Linked DNA regions of Homo sapiens: region 1 is linked to region 2. Evidence: chromatin loops called from intact Hi-C (ENCODE). Cell type or tissue: endothelial cell of umbilical vein. All regions are shown on one strand. Each heading gives the region's core, and the rest is flanking DNA. Links, peaks and the distances in the headings are about the cores only.

Region 1 (10,858 bases), core at 2,306-7,305, 77 kb before region 2:
TGTGCCAAAGGAAGGTTTTAGCGAATTACTTTTGTTCAAATGTCGTCCTGAAAAAAACTGCTGTGCCTTTGCTGCCTAGACTGATTTCTGTGATAAAATAATTGCTGGTCCATTCAGATGATGAAGGTTTGAAAGAGGATTGAACGTAATGGTACACCTAAGTGTCATTGGTTAGTCCTTCTCTAAATGATCACCTGAAATTACTGCTTACAAGTCCTTCCAAGAAACTAATGGATAATAAATTCAAAGAGCCAGTTGCTAGTGAATTACAAAAGCTGGAGCAGCATGATGGAAATGGAAGTGCCGTCATCATCAAATCTAAAATTCCAACATATTGCTTCACATACTATTGAATAAGAGAGCCAGCAATTATCTTACCACCTGGTGACAGGTGTTAAACAGTGCCCATCTTCATTCAGTTCAGTATATTCTTTTGTAAATCACAGCCGCTATTCATTATTTACTAGATTAAAATGAGTATACACAATCCCACTGAATCATAGTAAAATTATTCATCAACAAAAAAGAACAGTTAACAATGGTAAGCTATTAGAAGAAGTTCTATAATAGTAAAGTATTATGGGGATTATTTTTTATATTTTTATCACTTATGCAAAAAACCATGACTGAGGTTATAAGATCAGATGTCTTTCTGTTTTCTAGTGTGACTTATTTATAATATCCTTCTTGCAATCAATGTCTAGCTTGCACTCATCTTTATAGATATTTTGTGCTTACTTGGGTTTTATATTTATCAAGGCTATAGGAACTTAAAACATTTGTGAATTCACTACTAGTTATCTTTTGTAAATATGTATTCTACAGTGCAGAATTCTGCATTTTCTGGGACAAAAATTTTCCTCCCAGAGTAATTCATTCAAGAAAAATTTTAAAATGTATACATTTTCTTATAAGTTTATTGTTTTATTACAACTTGTTAAAAGTGTCTGAACTTTAGGTGTTAATTCTATTTAAATAAATGTTATTTTTGTATATTCTAGCCCCAAAATACAAATTTTAAGAGATATTCAGAAATTAAAAGTTTCACATTCAAAAAAATCACCTAAGCAATGAATAGAGCCTAGAGATTGAAGATGACTTACATAGTAAGGCTTTCATTATTGTCCACACCAAAACAATGTGCAGCTGGCAGTTCTTGGGTTGGGAACTTGGGAGCTGGAAAAAATTCATCATAAACAAGCATCATGGGAAACCAACATGTCCTTGAAAAGGTAGTCCTTCCTTGAAACCTGCCAGCCAAACAGATAATGCTGTTCTCTGGGCCAAAAATTGGTCAGTTCCATGCCCTGTCTAGTCACAGAGATGGGAATGAGAAGCCCCTAAGGGCTCAGTACTCCTACTGCCATCAATCAAATGGGAGGGCACAAAGGTCAGCTTTCTTGAGCATATTGGGGGTGGTGACTGATGCATACTTTGTGGTTCTACCAGATGGTGGAGGTAAAATGGGCTTGGCCATAACTCTGGCAATAGTTTGGGGTAGGTTATAAAGTACAACATAGCTACACATTGCTACTCACATAACTGAAACGTATAGGGTATCTCCCCACTGTGAACATTTGGATGTATGAGATTCAATTCAGGCTGAAGCCTCCTCATGGAGACTTTCCTCCAGGGTTGCCGCACTGAACAGGAAAGTGCACATATCCTACACATCTAAGGCCTTTCTGTTATGTGATTTGGCAGGTGTGTACTGAAGTGATTCCTTTGGGTAATGGATTTCGCGCATTCACTACACTCATAAAGGCTTTCTCCAGGATGTACTTTCTCATGTCAACTTAGTGTTGATCTAGTGATAGAAGACTTTCTGCTTTCACTACACTCGTAAGGCCTGTCTCCAGTGAGGGCTCTCTGATGGCAATGGAAGGTAGAGGCACAGGTAAAAGATTTCCCACATTCACCACAGTCATAAGGTCTTTCTCTCTCTAGTGACTCATGAGGTCATATTTTCCTCTAAATGATTTCTCACATTCCCCTCCCTCAACAGGCTTAACACCTGTGTGAACATTCTGGTAGTTGAAAGAGACCAGTACCTTCTCTACAGGATTTCCTACATTCACTGCATTCAAAGGGCTTTTCTCAAGTGTGAACTGTCCAATGTTCGCTGAGGTTAGAACTATGGTGAGATGTGCCACATTCACAGCACTCATGAGGTTGTGCTCCTGTGTGAACTTTGTGGTTTTCAGCAAGGAGATTTCTTTGGGTAAAAGATTTCCCATATTCTCTGCACTTGTTAACACCTTGTGCCAGTATGATTTCTCCAGTGTTGACTGAAGGTGGAGCTTTGTCTGAAGGATTTTCCACATTTGCTACACACATAAAGGCTTTCACCATTGTTGACTCTGTGATGCATGAGTGAGGATTTGTAGCTGAATTCCTTCCCACGTCTACTGCACACAAAATGCCGTCTTCCAGGGTGGACATCCTGCTCCTGAGCAAGTGTGTGTTTGCAGCTAAAGGCACTATCCCCATGTAGAATGACTTTTCCACTGTAAAAGTAGGCCGTGAACTAGATGATTATGACTGATTTCTCCCCATTGTGAGTGGTCTGCTGCTGGGGATAGCCCAAGGTGCCCTGAAAGTCTTCCCTAACCTCCCTTACCTACACCATGTTGCAGGTAAAGGGCTTCTGTGACTCACTGAATGTGCAGATCTTCCCTGTCCAAAATGATTCTGGAAGAATTTTCTCCCATTTGCTGTTTCTGGTGCTGTTGAAGTTTTGCCCTGAAATAAAATTATTTCATACATGTCCCACACATGCACAGTGTCTGAATGAGTTGTGTTCCTGGGTGTTTAGTCAAGTGGAATATGTCTCTCAAGATCAAACTACACATAGCATAGGGCTGGATGTTCTCGGAAGAAAAACCTGCCTTGGCAGTCCTGGCCTGTAACAAATATAGAGAAACACTCAGTTCAAAGGGTGCCTCTGTATCCTCTGCTCCACTCCAGCCACCTGAGCTGGGACCGCCAGCCTGGCTGCCACCATTGAACTTCATGGCCAGAGCAAGGCCAGGAGCCACAGGCGACCACTGTGGGGGCCTGGGTACAAGGGTGCCTATCCTGGCCCTGGCACATGTCACCTTGGACAGTGGACAGTGCTACCAAGCCTCAGATCTGCCTCTACAGCAGAACAATTCCTCTTGTGCCTTCACAATGGTTAATTTTAGAATTGAGCATTTCATCTGCATTAAAGCAAAGTCAACATCTACAAATATTGCTTTGGATTTCTACCTCTTGGATGTAGAATTTAGATTTTCTTTAACCTATCAAGTCTACGGTATGGATACCACAATATAATATTAGTAAAATCAACTGAATCTCAAATTTTAATCCAGAAGTAGAGAGTTGAAAGAGTAAGGAGGCCAGAGAAAACAAGATTAGATCAAGTTACCTGAATTACTTTCAAAGTGATGTAATGCAAGCGTGCTGGGAAAAGTGCCAAGGTATGAAATTGAAATAAGCAGGTAAATGTCATGGTATTAAAGTCCTTTGTATGCCAGATGTATTAGAAAAGCATTGAAGAGCTACTGAAAAATGTTGAGCAGGGACTGATACAGACAGCTTGCAGAGTAGAAAGGCAATCCTGGAAGCAGTGTATTGTGGATGTTGGGCTAAGAGTAGTGAGGAGAAGAGTGGGTGAAGGTTGATGGTATCACTGCACTCGAGGAAGCTAATAAACAAGATATTTAATAAGGAAAGCCTGAATTAAGGCAATGATATCAGCAACAGAAAGTTGGATCAGATTTGGTAAATAATTAGCTATATAAATACATAACTATATTTATTAGCACCTATACATATGGTTCCTCTATTTAAAAAACAAAACAAAACTCTGTTAATTACTCATGTGACCTTTACCTTCCTTCCTTACTGTACCCTCACAAACATCTCAATTCCTCTCTGTCACTCCCCACACATTCTTTTTCTTTTTTTTTTTCAGGGTCTCTCTCTCTATGTCACCCAGGCTGGAGTGCAGCGGCGCAATCACCACTCACTGCAACCTCTGCCTCCTGGACACAAGTGATCCTCCCACCTCAGCTTCCCAGGTAGCTGGCACTAAAGGCCCATGCCACCATGCCCAGCTAATTTGTATTTTTAGTAGAGAAGGGGTTTCAGGCCGGGCGCAGTGGCTCATGCCTGTAATCCTGGCACTTTGGGAGGCTGAGGCAGTTAGATCACCTGAGGTCAGGAGTTTGAGACCAGCCTGGCCAAAATGGTGAAACTCTGCCTCTATTAAAAATTAGCCAGGCATGGTGATGCACACCTATAATCCTAGCTACTCAGGAGACTGAGGCAGGAGAATCTCTTGAACCCAGGGGCAGAGGTTGCAGTGAACCAAGATGGCACCACTTCACTCCAACCTGGGCGAAAGAACAAAACTCCATCAAAAAAAAAAAAAGAGAGAGAAGGAGTTTCACCATGTTGCCCAGGTTGGTCTTCAACTCCTGACATGCATTCTTTTTTTGTGTTCTTGGCTTCAAATTCTTCCCAGGATGTTAACATTACCACTTAGCCACCATGATGTCAGGAAGACTACAAGCTCTTTGAGAATTGAAGCCAAGATTTGCTTGTTCACCACCCAAATGTCTGGCAATAGTGTCCAGCATACAGTAAGTACTCCGTATATTTTTGCTGAATAAATAAGTAGTTGGCTTCCCTTTAGCTACATTTGGAAGGTCTACTATGTCTGCTAGAGTTCTTTGTTGCTAGGTACAGAAACCATCTCTGAGGAGACAATGAGAAATGAAGACTTCGGGGTTGTAATAAGGAAAGCGGGTAAAGGTTGTATAGCTAATCAGCAAGGTTTTTAACTAAGCAATAGGGAATGTATTGGAAGGTCAATAGGAGATACAGAATCTATAGAAAGGCTGGCACAAACACAGGAAACAAAACAAATCTTTGAAGGCAAAAATATAAGAACTACAAAACTTTCTTGGTTAGAGCATTAAGACATCACCAATGAAATAAATACATTCTCTTTGTCACTTTGTTTGAGATCAAATTACAAGGTAATAACATCTAATTGGCACAATTTGTGTGAAATACCTAACTATAATTAAGGCTAAAACTCTATCACCAAGAACATAGCCCAGACAGTGAAGTCTCTGTGAGTACTTGTTCAGTTTTCAAAAGTTGCTGAACCTTTAGTTAGGACAGATCATGTGATTTCTGTCCAGCTGGATTATATCCAAGGGGAAAAGGTTAATTCACTAAAAGCAAATCTCATGTCAGAAGTAGAACAAGATATAAGGCAGCCAAAAAACCAATAAATATTTGCCACATCTAAAAAATGCTAAGAATACAGTAGGTTTTACCACATTCTGAATACTCAGGAAATCCTGTAATTAATGTTGTGTAATCCAACAGCATTTTAAAAAAGGAAGTGGCCAAGATAAAATTATATTTAACAATAAAATTGGGATGCTAAACCATGATTTCTTCCCCTTTTCCCTATCTCCTTATTTCCTACTTTCTGCAAAGTTGAAGTAATGTGGCTTCTGGGATACTACTTATGTGCCTTGCTTTTTTATTACTATTTGCAGCTGTTTATAAATTCCTCTTTTTTATTCCCCATTCTTTTCCTTCCTCCTTGGAAAGCAACAAAGAGATTATTTTCTAATGTGATAATAATCTTTCTTATGTTATTATTTTTCTGCTTCCTTGCTTCACTCTGGAATTCATCTCCTTCCCTGATTTAACCCAGCCCCAGAGTCTTAACATTCAGAGTATAACATCATTAAACATTTCCTCAACTGAGTCATGTAAATAAGGATAGCATTTACTATTAAAGTTTAACAATTTGCTAATATGAAACCTTTGGGCTGGGCGTGGTGGTTCATGCCTGTAATCCCAGCACTTTGGGAGGTTGAGGTGGGCAGATCATGAGGTCAGGGGTTCAAGCCTGACCAACATGGTGAAACCCCATCTCTACTAAAAACACAAAAATTAGCCAGATGTGGTGGTGCACGTCTCTAGTCCTAGCCACTCAGGAGGCTGAGGCAGGAGAATCACTCGAACCTGGGATGGGGAGGTTGCAGTGAGCCAAGATCCTGCCACTGCATTCCAGCCTGGGTGACAGAGCAAGACTCCATCTCAAAAAAAAAAAAAAAAAACACCCTTACCTTTTGCTAGATCCACATAAAACAGGATATGATAGAATGCTGTGAAGAGTGAAATGCTTTCTTCACAAAAGTAAAAATACATTATATTATTTTAACATATTATTTATATGGTGTTGGCATGATAGCCATGAGGTTTATCCAAAGCCTTGCAATTACTGATTATTATAAGGCCATCTCTAACTTGTTGAAAATAACATGAGAGGAAATGACAAAACTCATAATGATATCCATATTCAGAGTATTTTTTTTTTCAGGAAAAGCTCTGATGAATAATTATTAAAAGCAGGTGTGATGAGGTAAATTTCAGACTATAAAACTCTGGACAGAGTGAAAGGGATGCAGTCATGGTTTAAGGGTGGAAGTGTTGCCCACGTAGTTTCCTTGAATGATAAGGAGAATTTGATGCTTCCAATAAATCAGAATGATAGAGAATCTTATCTCAGAAGAGTAAAAAGAGTAAAATGTAGCAACATTGAAATTTTTATGTACCTCAGACACTTTTAATGGCTTGTGTGACTGCAGTACAGCAAAGCAGTGAAGGGTTAGACAAACTTAGGTTAAATTCTTGCTCTACTATTAAGAGTGTGGCTTTAAGTAAGGTTTCGCATTTAATTCTCAGTCTTGACATGGAAATAATGCTTTCTTTACAGAGTTGCTGAAGGAATTAATCACACAATATGTGTAAAGCTCATTAAACAGTTACTGACACGAAAGAAGTTATTAATATGTCAACTGAATATTTGTTTACAGAATACTATTCATAGAGACACCCAATGATGGTGCAACCTAACACCAAAGACACAGAAGAACCTGCTAAATGCAAAGATAAAACTTTCTGTAGTGCAACACTGAAATAAAATACATAGATTTAAAAAGCCATTTTTTTTTTACCCAAGCTATAATTTCTGTAAAATTTCTAGGAAATACATTAACTGTTTATTATGAGTCTCTCCTGATTTGGCTAAAAGGGAAGTGACATTATCCACTTTTCTATTTAAGTTGAGTCTATGAAGATAATTATATATCCAGATTTTGTGTGTGTGTGTGTGTGTGTGAAATGGTCTCACTCTGTCAGCCAGGCTGGAGTGCAGTTGTGCAATCATAATTCACTGCATCCTCCAACTCCCGGGCTCAAGCAATCCTCCCGCCTCAACCTCTTGAGTAGCTAGGCCTACAGGAACACAGCACTATGCCAGTCTAATTTTTTATTTTTATTTTTGTAGAGACAGAGTCTCACTATGTTGCCCAGGCTGGTCTCAATCTCTTGACTTCAAGTCATCCTCCTGCCTCAACCTCCCAATGCACTGGAATTATAGGTGTGAGCCACCACGCCTGGCCTACATCTAAATTTTTAAAAATATAGCAGTGGAGCATTTCTCCAGAAAAAAATAAAGATAGAAAAAAGGCCATAAAAATAATAATGAAATAGCATTTCTCTGTCTTTGGCCCTCAGCCATAAATGTTGGGATTCCAGATTCTCCCAACTTGTTCTTGAAGGCATCTGAGTTTATCATATTTATGCTTCACAATTGGCTCTCTGGTACCACAAGGCTTTCTCCCCTTCACCTCCTTGGTTACGGTTGTGTTATCCCTGAGTGTGACATTCTGTCCTGTTTCTTCTCTTTTCCAGGTGTTGTGTCTGTTCCACAACTCAACCTGCTCCAAAAGCAAACACAATGCAGAAATTTCCCTTAACCCACAGCACTGCCATACTCTGTTGCATAGGATAGAAAGGAGGGTTGCCTTGTCGTCTCAAGTTCTTAAATCTCTCTCCCCCGCCCTCTCTTTTTTTACTATCCCCTCTTTTGGGGCTCTGACACAAATCTCTGGGGACAACAGTAAAATAAAGGGGCAAGCCGAGGAGCACATCCCCAGCTTTCCTGAAAATTACCCTTCCATTATGACACTGACCCTTTAACTTGGGACTAACTCACACTCTTCTCTCAGAATGAGTTCTGTTCTGAATGGTTCCTCAGTCACTTATAGAAAATGACTCCTTTGAGGCTTCCTGTCCCAGTCTTACAGATGAACACAAACATATCTGAATCCAAGAGATAGGCTCCACAATCTAAGATTCCTACATCATATGAAAGAGGAAACGCTCCTCAAAATATAGCATAGGAGATCTAGTGTGTCCCCTCCACTCTGCCACTGAGTATACTCTTGCAAAACATACCGACAAGCCCTCATTGCCTGATCCACTGGGCCTTTTACATTTTCATTTGCTTGACCTTGGTGCTGTATATCTGGCACCATCATTGCAATTTTGTTTTTCCTTGCCTTTGCCAAAGCCAATCTCTCCTGCTTTTCTTTCTAGTTTCACTGTTTCTCAGACAAAGGTAATAATTTCTATGTCTCTCTTTCTAGCCATGATTATTACAGGTAAAATATTCATTATCATATTCCTAACTGCCTTTTGTATATGTAAACCTGGGTGGTCTCAAAACATGTCAATCTGACATGCTCAAAACCAGCTTCTCTTCCTTCCTGTCTCATATTAGTATTGTCATGCATCTACTTCTCTGTTTAAGGGCCTCACACTTCAACTTTTATTTCACTCCCAACATCAAACTTCTAACATCAATTATTACATTATGCTGATTGTATCTCTAAAGTACCTCTGAAGTACAAGCCTTCTTGTTAATTCTATTGTTGTAGCCCTAGTTTGGCCACTCATAGTTTATCAAATAATCAACAATGAGTTTTGCCCAGTATCTTCCCATTCAGGTATTCTTCACAGTAAACCCAACATTACCTCTAAAACCACATCAATTTGTGTCATTCTTCTGGTTCAAAACCTTTACTAAAACTTTCCATTGCTCATGGCCTTTTACAATCTGTTTCCAACCAATCTTTCCACCATCATATCACTCAAGGTTTTTATATCTCATTAAAAAAGCCCATCCATCATTTCCTGAGCATACTATTCACTTTTATATTTCCCTGCCTTTCATTATGCTACTAACTGTCTTGGAATATCTCCTTCCCTTTCTCTGTTACACATCTTTCAGAAGTATATAGTCAATTAATATTTGTGTTAATTGATTTAAAATATTAGTTTCCTTAAAACAATGGCTTACTTAGGATTTTCTGTAAACTGAATCTATTTAAAGGACCTGGACTTATATATTAAATGTCAGGTTAAAAAATAAATATGGGCCAGGCGCAGTGCCTCACGCCTGTAATCCTAGCACTTTGGAAGACTGAGGCAGGTGGATCACTTGAGGTTAGGAGTTCGAGACCAGCCTGGCCAACATGGTGAAACTCCGTCTCTACTAAAAATAGAAGAAAAAAAAAAAATTAGCCAGGCGTGGTTGCAGGAGCCTGTAATCCCAGCTACTCAGGAAGCTGAGGCAGGAGTATTGCTTGAACCCTGGAGGCGGAAGCTGCAGTGAGCCAAGACTGCACCACTGCACTCCAACCTGGGCAAAAGAGCGAGACTCCATCTCGAAAATGAATAAATAAATAAATAAATAATAAATATGAATTTTCTATGGCTATCAGAACATCATAAATTAGATACAATGCCTATGATTTAACCCAACAATTAAATTATTTGTGTCTAGATGAAATAAGTATAATTATTTTGGTTATAGTAACTGAAACTGAGTGACTAGTGAATTAAAAAGGGGACTATAGCGTAAGTAGTAAATTGTCTCACTGAACACAAGGACAGAATACAGCTTCCTCAAGAGCAACTGAGATGGAAATTTAAGTCAGTCAAGAGTCTCTCCCCAGCTTTAATCTTTGCTTATCTCTGTGAAACTACTTCACTATTCCCTCTCATCCTCCCCTCCCTTCTTCTCCCCTTTCCTCTTTTTCTCTGTCTCCCCCCACTACCCCTTACTTTTCTTGTTTTCAGGCCCATGCGACAGAAAACATGGCTCCCAACAGCACCCAAGGTTGAGGTTTAGTAATTCAGTAAGTAACTGTTCTCTCTTTTTTACAGTCTAATATCATATTCTTTTTGAGCTAACTTGAGTCAGGTTTCACCTATGGCCAGGAGGCAGGATCTTACTGCAGGAACAGCATGACTCTCATGCTGCAGGAGATAGAGAAAGGCGATTCCCTGGAAAAAAAAAAGAGCCAAAAAAATTGCTGGAAATGGTGCTGGGAAGGGAGGCAGTTATTAGCCAATGAAATAAATGTACGATTCACCAAGTGAAAACAAAACAAAACCAAAGAAACCACAAGGTAAACCTACAAATAATTAGTGAAATAAACTGATTTACATTCTATCATTTTATTTCCTTCTTTATCTAACTACAGTTTAGTTGAAATGACTTCTTGGCATGATAAGAAGAATAGAATAAATGATGATCAAAGAAACAGCATATATTATAAGTTGACTAATCAATAGCTGAATACGCAAAAACTGACTGTACAGCAGAGCATATCAAAGGGTGTTCATTGAAGCACTAGAGCCATCAAATGTCCCAGGACAAAATTATTTGAAAAAATATCAGCATACTGCAGCCCTCTCCTGGAAAGTCATGATATGTATTTATGTTCTAAGAACTTTGGAGAAGTAATTCTCTATAAACTCCAGGAAATTGTTCACATTCTAAACTTAATCCTTTTTAATGATTTTGAACTTATTGTTTTTCTAGCTACTGTTTTATATTATCCTTATGATATTTCTGTTGAGCCTTGCATCATTTTATGCTCTTAGTCACTGAATGTTGCCTAAACTTAGGATGGGCAAGAGTCTTGGGCTC
Region 2 (10,858 bases), core at 2,826-7,825:
GCAAACAACATATAGGGAGATCCTATCTGAAGCACTGCGTTTTGCTGCCTCCCAGTTCCTCATGACCCATCCTCACCCTCAATTCTGCCACTCTGAACTTGGAGAAATTTATAGGGCTCTGCAAGGGATTCCAACCTTTCCCAGGTGAGCTTTGCCTTGAAATTAAGTGGATTTAAGTTTGGTCAGTCTAAATGTTCTCCAAGCCTGTTCTACATATTGTAGCCAGAGCCTTCTTTCTGACCTCAATCTAGTATCCTTCTGCCCCACTACCTAACGTGTACCCTTCAATGGTCTTTCACAGCCTTTAAATAAGGTGCAAATTCTTTGACTTGGCTTATAAAGCCCTCCTTGATCTGGACCTTGCCTTCCTATCCAGACTCAGCTCCTACCACTAGTTCCCTCAAATGTGATGTGCCAGTAATATGGATCTTCATTCTTTCTTTACACTCATTGTGCTTTCTAGTCTTATGTCTTACATATGTTTCCTCTCCTTAAAACTCATTGGCCCTCCTCCCTCCACTGCCCTTGACTACCCCTCCCCTTCTACTCTTTACCTGCCTAAGTCTAACTCCCCATTCAGCTCTTAATATATATTTTACTCCCTGCAGATGGCCCTGAACTTCTAGGATAGATTCCACTGTTTCCAAGCAACCCAACATCTGTATTTTTGAACATTAATCTGACTTATAATTAAATTATTGTAAAGTACTATTTGTCTGACTTCCAGGAGGGCAGAGATGAGTGTGGCTTGTTCACTTCTGGCTGTCCAGCAATGAGCACAACACTGGAAATGAGGGGAATGCTCAATAAATATTGAATGAATGAATGAATGGTTACCTGATGGGTAAAGTTTCTAGTTTTGCCTACCTAGTTCCCTTTCCCCATTCTCAGACCCTGCAAATACTGAAGCTTAGGTGAGTTAAAAGGCAGAGAATTTACGATGTGAGTCAAATTTGAGTAGACAAACTTTTCTGAATAAAATGGCATGAGAAATGCTAACGAGGTTAATCTTCAGTGAGAAATCGTTGATTGTCTTAGATGCTCTGACGTGAAGCCAGTTCATACTGAAGGCTTCTGTTCCTCCCCCTTTCATCCTGAGGATTCAAATCCCTGTGCTTTGCTTATAGTCATTGTTTACATAGTCCATCTAGATATATTTTTCCTTTTTAAAATTATATAAATCCTTCTCTCTTGTGCCTTCCATGGCATCTTATGTATTGAAAGTAAACCTTTGCTAATGACAGTATACTATCTGCTGTCCACTTCATATGGCAAACCTGGTCATTTGTCTGGAATGAAAGTTTTGTCTCTACAAACTTATATGCCAAGCATGTCAATTACCCTTGATTCATTCCACACTCATTCATCGCCCTTCTCAAAATAGCTCTTAGAAACTCACTCTTCTCATAAGTAAATAGAAGAATTCCAAGAAGTGGAATGAAACAGGGAAGAGAATTCAAGTGAAGCATGATCATAAAACACCCACACATCAACAACATACTATTACTCCCTCCGATACACATGATCATTGTCTCTTAAAAGCAAAACAAACAAAAACAAAAAGTCCAGGTTAACTGTCCTTAAAATAATGTCTCAGAAATCCTACCATTGTTTTCCCAGAAATATTTCTGTCATAGAGTCTGATAAATTCGACATTACTTTTCATTGTAAATATGAATAAAATATCACTGCTATACATTGAGACAAAAATCTTTGTTACTTCTATTTTAATTAAAATGTCATTAATGTTTAATAAGAAAAATTATATATGCTACTTACATATCTTACATACCCTAAATAACAGGATAACCCATGTAACTTTTTTAAATGTTAAAGGGAATAATTCAATGCAAAAAAAAAAAAAAAACATTGTGACCAAAAAAGAGAATGGACATGAATGCCTAATGAGCCAAAAGTATATCCTATGGCTCAAAAAGTAACTAGAAAAACCCTAAATTAACAATGATACATCAGAAAAATACAAATAAACTCAGTAAAATCTCAAATATAGCTAAAACAATAACTAAACTGAACAGTTAAGAATTGTGAAACATTAAGCTAAAGGCATTTCTATGTGCACCACACTAGTGATCTATATTGAGAACGTAATATCCCAAGATAAAGGAATTTTTATACCTGAACATTCACACTTAGTAACAGAATTTACTAGCTGGAAACAGACAAGATGATAAGCTAAAACTTGTATGAAAGTTACATGGAATTGTGGGACTATTGAAAAGTTCAAACCACTATATTCAGCCTCTCCTTTTAATGGACTTTTCTATTTCAGAGTAGACAAATGGCTCTAATTCTCCATTCATCAGAAAAAAATTCAGGAATTAAGGTCATTATTCTTATGAACTCCCAATTTAGAGAACATGTGCTTCCAATCTTCTAATATGGGGAGATTTCTGCCAGTGTTTCCAGAAAAAAAAATTATATGCACATGTAATTGTTCATACTGTCTTACACTGTTTATAACCCACTCATTTCCTCTTTTCACTCTTAGCTCTGTTCTAGCCATGAGCATATGTTACTAATAGCTCAGTACCATGTTATGCTTTTTTTTGGCTAGGGCATCTTTTCTTGCCATGGGCCTCAATCAAAACCAGAAGTCTTTCCAGTCACCTGGCAAATGGCAAAAGCAGGATACACAGGTGGGTATATGCTCATTCCAAGGCATATCAAGTGTTGGGACTCTTTCTCAGTGGTACAAGGCCCAAAGTATTGTAAATTGTTTTTCCCTTTGGTGGGGATACCTTGACATCTTCCAGATGTTCTCTTAGTGTTACAGCAGAATCTAGTATCAAGGTTGTCTGGCCTTCCTTTCATTCAAGGGAATCTGATCCTGTAAACAAGTAATTTTAGGAATTGGCTAAGGGATCTGATCACGACTTTTTTCTTTTCATGGCTTAAGGCTTGTTTGTTAGACCTGGAGTTTTTGTTTCTTTTATGTTATGTGGTTGCTCTACTCCCAATTTTTTCCTAGGGAACTCATCCACAATCAATTAGAAGGAGGCAGATAGTTTTTCCAGGCAGGCCAGTCTGATGATCATGCCAAACCACTGCCTGTGATGTGAAGGTCTTGCCTGCTCTGTCCCACTCCCATGGTACTGCTCACTGTAAATTAAGTATTTCATAACAGAATTTCTGGACTAGAGAGAACAGTATTTTAAACAGATGTATTCAAACAGTTGTTTTAAAGATACTTGTGTTTTCTTCAATATGTATTTCAGGTGTTTGCTGAATAGGCTATCCTCTAGACCCTTTAGATTTGACTATGTCTATAATTTCTAAAGTTAAACATTTCTATTATTCTAACATGTCAACTTTCTTTGACACCTGAATGCATTTGCATGTTTCAATTTGTGTGTGTGTGTTAACTAAGACAAAAATAACTGTTACAATCAACTTAGCTAGTCTATTTTATACAGAATCTCTGGTACATTAACCACATTGACAAATTCAGTAAAACTAAAATCATGCTGCACTCTCCTTGGCCAAGCGTCCATAAAATCTATTCCCACATATATTTTCCACTTTAGGATTAACAAACATTGGCATTTTCCTGCTTGCCATTCTTTTGTTGTGCAAAATTTCATTTTCCAAGATTGATTTTGGACTCTGGGGCATGTCAGGGTATAATTCTAATTAATGATTTATGGATGAAAATATGTGGGGCATGAGCAAGACTGTTGACTTTTTTCTCAATGTGAACTCCCTCAGATGAAGCTACATGGGCATGTACCAGCATGAAAACAAACTAGCTTTCTGAATAACAAAGAAGTGTCATTTTCTGTCAAGAAAGGCTCAGTGGGGACTTAGAGGGGTTTGGGGGTTTGAATTACTCTGATGCCTCGGGTTTACTTTTTCCTAATTGATGCACTAACTTTCATGTAAGAAATATAGCAAATTCTGATAGTAGTCATTTTTGCTGTGCACCAAAAATTTTCAATTCTTATACCGGATGGAATTGTACATTCTTGCCCCCTTGAAATTACTAAAGTACATATGACTTGCTTTAGCCAAAGATATATGAGCAAATGTGACCTCTCTCACTTCCTTTAGATGCCTTAAGAGCCAGTGCACAATTCCTCACACTTCCTTTCTTTCCCTTTGCCACAATGACCAGCAATGCCCCAGATAGTCACTGCTGCACCAGGCTGGGTCCTGCAGTAAGGATGATGCAGAGCAGAACTGCCAACCAACCTGCAATGGATACGCAGTACAAGTGAGAAATAAATTCTTAAGTTTTAAGCCACTGACATCATGGAGTTATTTTGTTACTACAGTGTAACCCAGCTCATCCTGACTGATATGACTGTGAATTCAACTGGTGATTAAACACTGAGTTTAAATCTTGGCTCTCTCAGTTCAGTATGTACAAGATATAGGAGATATTTTCAACAACTTTACATAAAGTCCCTACGTTTACATCCATTTTTTAAAATGATATTTTAATATCTTGGGCTTATCATTTTTTTTGCTTTTATTCTTCCAATGCCATCAGAAGGAGCCTCCTTACACTGCTGTTTTTGAATTCCTCACAACCATTATGTTATTTCATGGTAGAACTAGTCTAAGCCTTCAAACTTTATCTTTTAGATATTTTTTCCCAAGTGACTGTAGGTGATAACTCGCCTAGCCTCATTATCACAGGGCATCATATTTGATATCTCACCCTTCCCTCAGGATCTTTGTCCTGAGATTCCTCATCACGATGTCCCTTGCTTAAAAGCAGCAGAAACTGACTTTACTGTAAACAAAAGAGAGTCTATTAGAAGGATATGGGCCTCTCAGAGAAGACAGGAAGTTAGGGGACCAGAATTGATATGGGAAAGAAACCAAGGGAACTCTGGAAGACAAGGGAAAAAGAAGCAGGAGATAATAACTATCTTAGAGCTGCAATAGCGGTTGCTTTCATGAAAGACTTTTGGCTGTTCTCTCTGTCCTTGTATCACTTGCTCAGACCTCAAAGCCTTGGGGAAAACTTTCCAATTAGTGGAGCTTAAATCACAAGCTTACCAACTAGCATTTCAAAGAAGTGGGAAAGAATTGTTCTGACCCATTAAAGTTACAGGCAGAGGTGGGCCTGAAATTCCCTCCTAACACAATTATACACAATGGGAGAAAGGTAAATCCTCAACTAAATCAGTTCTACTAGAAAGAAGAATAGATGCTAATCAACACCACCACCAAAAAAAGATAGTTGTTTGCTAGAAAGTGAGAAAAGGAGAGAGTAATATGGTCCTTAACAAAAGAGAGTTTTATAGCTTCCTTATGTTATTAGGTTATTATAAGAACACAGGAAGTATTCACTTATCAAATGCATTTCTTTCATGCAGGGTCATGTAGTTGAAGACACTTTAGAATAATACAAACCTTAATTCAAACCAGGGTCTGTCATTAAGTGGATGCTTTGGGGCAAGTTCCTTAACCTTTTTGCATCTGTTACCCCGAGAGTTGTCTAGGGGATTCTGAGTTAATATGTATAGAATGCCTGACACGTATCCTGCACTAAATAAACATTAGTTTTCATCCCCTGTGTATTATTAGTCAGGGTTTGTCAGAGGAACAGAACTAATAGAATGTGTGTGTGTGTGTGTGTGTGTGTGGTGTGTACCATAGATAGATAGATAGACAGATAGATAGATTTATTTTATATATAAAGAGATTTATTTTTAAGGAATTGGCTCACTGAGAATAGAGGCTAAAAGCCCAAAATCTACAGGGCGGGCCAGTAGAGACCCAGAGAAGGGCCAGTGCTACAATTCAAGTCCAAAGGCCATCAAGCTAAAGACTTAGGAGGGAGCCAGTATTGTAGTTCAAATATAAAAGTAGCTACTTGCAGAATTCCATCTTGCTCAGGGGAGGTGAGTCATATGTTCTATTCACGCCAACAACTGATTAGATATGGGCCACCTTTATCATGGAGGGCAATCTGCTTTACTCAAAGTTCACAAACTTAAACATTAATCTCATCCCAAAACACCCTTATAGAAATATCCAGAATAATTTGTGACTACATATCTGAGTACTGTGGCACAGCAAGTTGACATATAAAATAAGCCATCTCACCCTAAGAGATGTTATTATTCCACAAAATAGTCTGTCTTTTTCTGGATTCAGCAAAGCACTTCATATTCTGTTAAAACTAGTTGGGAAAAAGGTGCCTGAGACTGGACCTATTGTAGTGATAGGGGTGGCAGGCGTGAGATATGAAATAGCAGTTCCCAGAGGTCAAGTACTCAAGTTTTAGAAAAGGCTCACTCTCAAGGAGTCCTTTGCTATAGCAAGAAAAAGGTATGGCTAGACTCCAAAGAAAATGGTAATATCACCAACACCAACTTCTATCAGCAAATTTTTAACCTGATTTAAAAAAAAAATGAGCTCATTATCTGCAAGCTTGTGACTGAAGAAAACAAATGGCTTTAGGTAACATGGCACATACCAAGAGATGAACAAATATTTACAAACAAGATTCTCATGAAACACGTTCCCCAGGCTGAAAAAGCAGGTAGGGTTCACAAGAGGCTCCTGGATGACCGCTGTAGTTGGACTGTGTCTCCCAAATTTCATGTGTTGGAAACTTAATCCGCAATGTGACAGTGTTGAAAGGTACGACCTGTAAGAGGTTACTGGATCATGAGGGCTCTTTCCTCATGAATAGATTAATGCATTCATGGATTAATGAATTAGTGAGTTATCATGGGGGAGGAGCTGGAGGCTTTCAAAGAAAAGGAAGAGAGATCACAGCAAGCGCATTAGCACATGCCTCCCTATTGCCATGTGATGCTCGGGATTCTTCATGGTACCCACCAGAAAGAAGGCGCTCAACAGATGCACTCTCTCAACCTTGGACTTCTCAGGTTTCATAACTGTCAGAAATACATTTCTTTTCTTTATAAATTACCCAGTTTCAGGTCTGTTATAAACCACAGAAAATGGTCTCATAAAATGACTATGCTGAGGCCACTAGTGCTTTAAGAAGCAGCTACAGGCCAAGAAGGAAAAGATTATCCAGACCTTGTCCAAAAAGACAGAGATTAAGAAATAAATCTCCTCCTCTTTTATCTGTACCTAGTGGCTTCATCAACAACAGATGATATTTAGAAAAAAAAAAACCCAAGCTTTTATCGGGGGGAAATGATTAAGGCAAAGAAACAAAATATCTAAGAAATTTAATAATATAAGTGATCAAAATAATACCACTAAATGAAAATTAATGTAATATTTGAATTTAACCATATGAAATTGCTATTTTTTTTTTTACCAGTTTTAACTTATGAAAATGGCAATTTCTTATGCTTCTGTTTAATATAAGAATAAGAGGCCAGGTGCCATGGCTCGTACCTGTAATCCCAGCACTTTGGGAGGCCTAAGCAAGCGGATCCCCTGAGGTCAGGAGTTCAAGACCAGCCCGGCCAATGTGGCAAAACCCCGTCTCTAATAAAAATACAAAAATTAGCCAGTGTGGTGGCAGGCGCCTGTCATCCCAGCTACTCGGGAGCCTGAGGCATGAGAATCACTTGAAACCTGGAGGCGGAGGTTGCAGTGAGCTGAGATCCTGCCACTGCATTCCAGCCTGGGAGATAGAGTGAAACTCTCTCAAAAAATAAATAAATAAATAAATAAATAAATAAATAAATAAATAAATAAAAAGAGTCAACGCCGGCACAGTGGCTCACTCCTATAATCCCAGCACTTTGGGAGGCTGAAGCAGGCAGATCACTTGAGCCCAGGAGTTAGAGACCAGCCTGGCCAACATGGCAAAACCCTGTCTCTACTGAAAATACAAAAATTAGCTGGGCATGGTGGCACACACCTGTAATCTCAGCTACTCGGGAGGCTGAGGCACAAAAATCACTTGAACTTTGCAGGCGCAGGTTGCAGTGAGCCGAGATTGCACCACTGCACTCTAACCTGGTAAGAGTAAGACCCTGTCTCAAAAAAAAAAAAAAAAAAAAAGAAAAGGGTTAAGAGTCAAGATGAAGCAAACAGGCAAATCCTGTCCTGTAAGTTATATCATCATTCCAAGTCCAAGGGAATATAGTCGATAATTGTGAAAGGGAAGCAGAATTAAATATTTTAAATGCTGACAATTCAATAATATAAAATCATGGCCTTGAAATCTACTAGAGCTAGTAGAACAACTAAATATGATGCTGATGCAGAATGTAATGTGTATCAGACACATTTCTACAATAGAAAGAACTGCTCTCCTTTCTCTTATAAGCAGGGAAGATGGTTTGGCATGGCAAGAACAAGACTCTTTGTGGGCTTGGGGATTAGGGATTGGGGGAGAATAACATATGTTTGTGTATGTATATGTAGGTGTAAATGTGTGTGCATTTGTACATATAGATATAGGAGTATGTATATTTATGTGCATAGATGTGTATGTGTGTAGGTGTGTGTGAAGTAAAATTTTCCAGTCATAATGTGAACAAGATTCTAAAGAAGAGAAATCTTATGCCTCATTACCTCATTCCTGGAGGTCTACATGATATCCTAAGGTCTCCTAAGGACACAAAAGGCAGTTGCAGAATTTAGTTTCTTTCTTCCGAATAGGAAATAGCATGAAGTCTGAACCAAGTCCATTTTCCTCCTTTCACCTTCTCCTTGCCAGTTCTTCACTCCTTCTTTTCCTATCTCCCTTTCAAGAAATATGGGAGCAGGTAAAACCTCACATAAGGGAGGTTCTGGCTGCCCTGTTGCTCCTGATCCAGTCAATTAATGATTTTTGGATGTTCTCCATTGACCTATGACTTATTCTAAAAAGTGATGCACTGGTTTCCCATAGTTCATGGAACCAATTTAACTGTTTTGCTTGTCTAGCTTTGCTTTTAGTTTTTCTCAGTTAAATAAGGAGGCTTACTATGTAAGTTGTTATATTAATCAAGTGGATAAAATAATAATTAATTTACAAAGCCTAAAAGCTTGAATCTAAGGAATTCTTAAATGCCACATCTGTTTTATGATAGTAGAAGATAAAAAAAAATTTTTGAAAGAAAAAAACCCATCATGTTTCCCCAAAGCACTTATTATCTAGGCTTCTACTTCACAAAGATCTGTTAAGCTTTGCAGGTATCATTCACATACCTAAAGATTAGATTTGGGAAAGTAAAGGATGACCAAAGTCCAAGAAAAAATCCTTGATCTGGATAATTCTACAATGTTTTGGAAGCAGTACAAAGAAAAACGCATAATCCTGCTGTTGGACTACAATGCCCAGGAAATGAGTCCGATGACAGCTTTCATCACCTCATTTTCAATTCATGTTATTAGAGAATATTTTACAAAAATAATTTTGAATTAATTCAAGGTATAATAAATTCAAAAGAGGCAAATTTATATTTATTTCAACAAGTATTTAGCATCTACTAAATGCCAACTACTATCAGAGAAAGAAAATTAGTATAAGAGAGTAAAGCTTTAAGGAGTTAAAATGTTTTCTGGGAAGTAGAAACTCCAATTTTGGTAGCAGCCCTATAAAACCTTGGTTCACAAAGTTCCACCAAAGCTAGACATTCCAACATACTTAACTCATGGCTTTTGAGACTGCTTTAAAAATACCTATGCTAGAAACATGAACACACCTACAAAAGTAAGGAGGAAGTACCCATCAAAGAAACCTTGTGGGCCCTTACTTAGGTTTCACAAATATTGGAAAAAACAACCACCTTAAGTTCAGGGAGGACAGAAATGAGTGTTCTCTGAACTAGTTTGTCTCAACAAGCATGCATTTCAACCCCCAACTTGTGGGGGTTCCTGTGGTCATCATGACCCTGGATCCTAGATCAGGATCCTAGATCAGGATCCTGAGATCACTCAGCCCAACACTGCCTCCCCAGAAATCAGTCCCCTTTGGCATAACTACACTAGCCGTACTTGATTCTACTACTACTACTACTACCGGTTTCAGAACATGATGAGTTGTCCAGTAGATTCTTTTCCCCTCTCATTTCACAGATTTCTAACACAGCACGCCATTCTATTCTAATGGGCATGCATTGTTGGAAATTTAACACTGGAGGCTAGGCACTCCAGTTCATGCTTGTAATCCCAGCAGTTTGGGAGGCCAAGGTGGGTGGATCACCTGAGCTGGGGAGTTTGAGACCAGCCTGGGCAACATGTCGAGACCCCATCTCTACAAAAAATACAAAAAATTAGCTGGGGATGGCGGCATGTACCTGTGGTGCCAGCTACTTGGGAGGCTGAGGTGGGAGGATTGCTTGAGCCAGGGAGGTGGAGGTTGCAGTGAGCTGAGATCACACCATTGCGCTCCAACCTGGGTGAAAGAGTGAGACCCTGTCTCAAAAAAAAAAAAAAAGAAAAAAGAAGAAAAAGAAAATTTGACACTGGATGTAAAGAAATAGAGATGGCTTGCTTCTCTTATCAGCGAAACTATGTTTTTATCCCCTGAATAAATAGAACAAATGAAACCAAAGATTTGGCTTTTATCCTTGGTAGCACTACATATAAGGGAGAATATATGCATGTGTGTGTATTTATATACATTTATATGCATATTTATATACATATAAATACAAATATATATTTCATAGATATTTGTTTCATACACATACACACACACACACACACACACACACACATAAATAACAACTCAAGGAAAATTAGAGGACCAAAAAATAATAACATCGTGTTGAATAAAAAGTCCTATGGGAAAGAAGGCAAAAGAATGGCCAAAATTCTATGAAATGAATATAAGAAGCCTTCCTGAAGGAAGGGAAGTACATTCACGATAGAGAACATGGGATGTGCAAGAAGGCATGGAAATAGCATTTATTAAGTTTTAGGTCACCTTAATTTTTACATTCTTAACAATATAGCAGTT

Evidence for each region. A loop is a pair of places that touch in the nucleus more often than their neighbours do. Peaks named below come from ENCODE experiments on the same cell type or tissue, not always from the same donor. Only the 100,000 strongest peaks of a DNase experiment are listed, where the experiment ranks them.
Region 1: it touches region 2 in a loop (3-fold over the local background); 6 of 110 quality-filtered maps call a loop at or near these places.

Annotation. Positions count from the first base shown.
Region 1 is chr1:186,569,993-186,580,850 of GRCh38, reverse strand. It overlaps the pseudogene LOC100131939. Among named protein-coding and RNA genes, the nearest start is that of PTGS2, 110 kb to the left of the region's middle. In endothelial cell of umbilical vein, for the core only: no CTCF peak of the experiment used is centred there; DNase peaks (open chromatin) are centred at 5,220 and 5,680; H3K27ac peaks cover 858 bases.
Region 2 is chr1:186,493,895-186,504,752 of GRCh38, reverse strand. No RefSeq gene overlaps it. Among named protein-coding and RNA genes, the nearest start is that of PDC, 38 kb to the right of the region's middle. In endothelial cell of umbilical vein, for the core only: no CTCF peak of the experiment used is centred there; DNase peaks (open chromatin) are centred at 5,592 and 5,902; H3K27ac peaks cover 1,421 bases.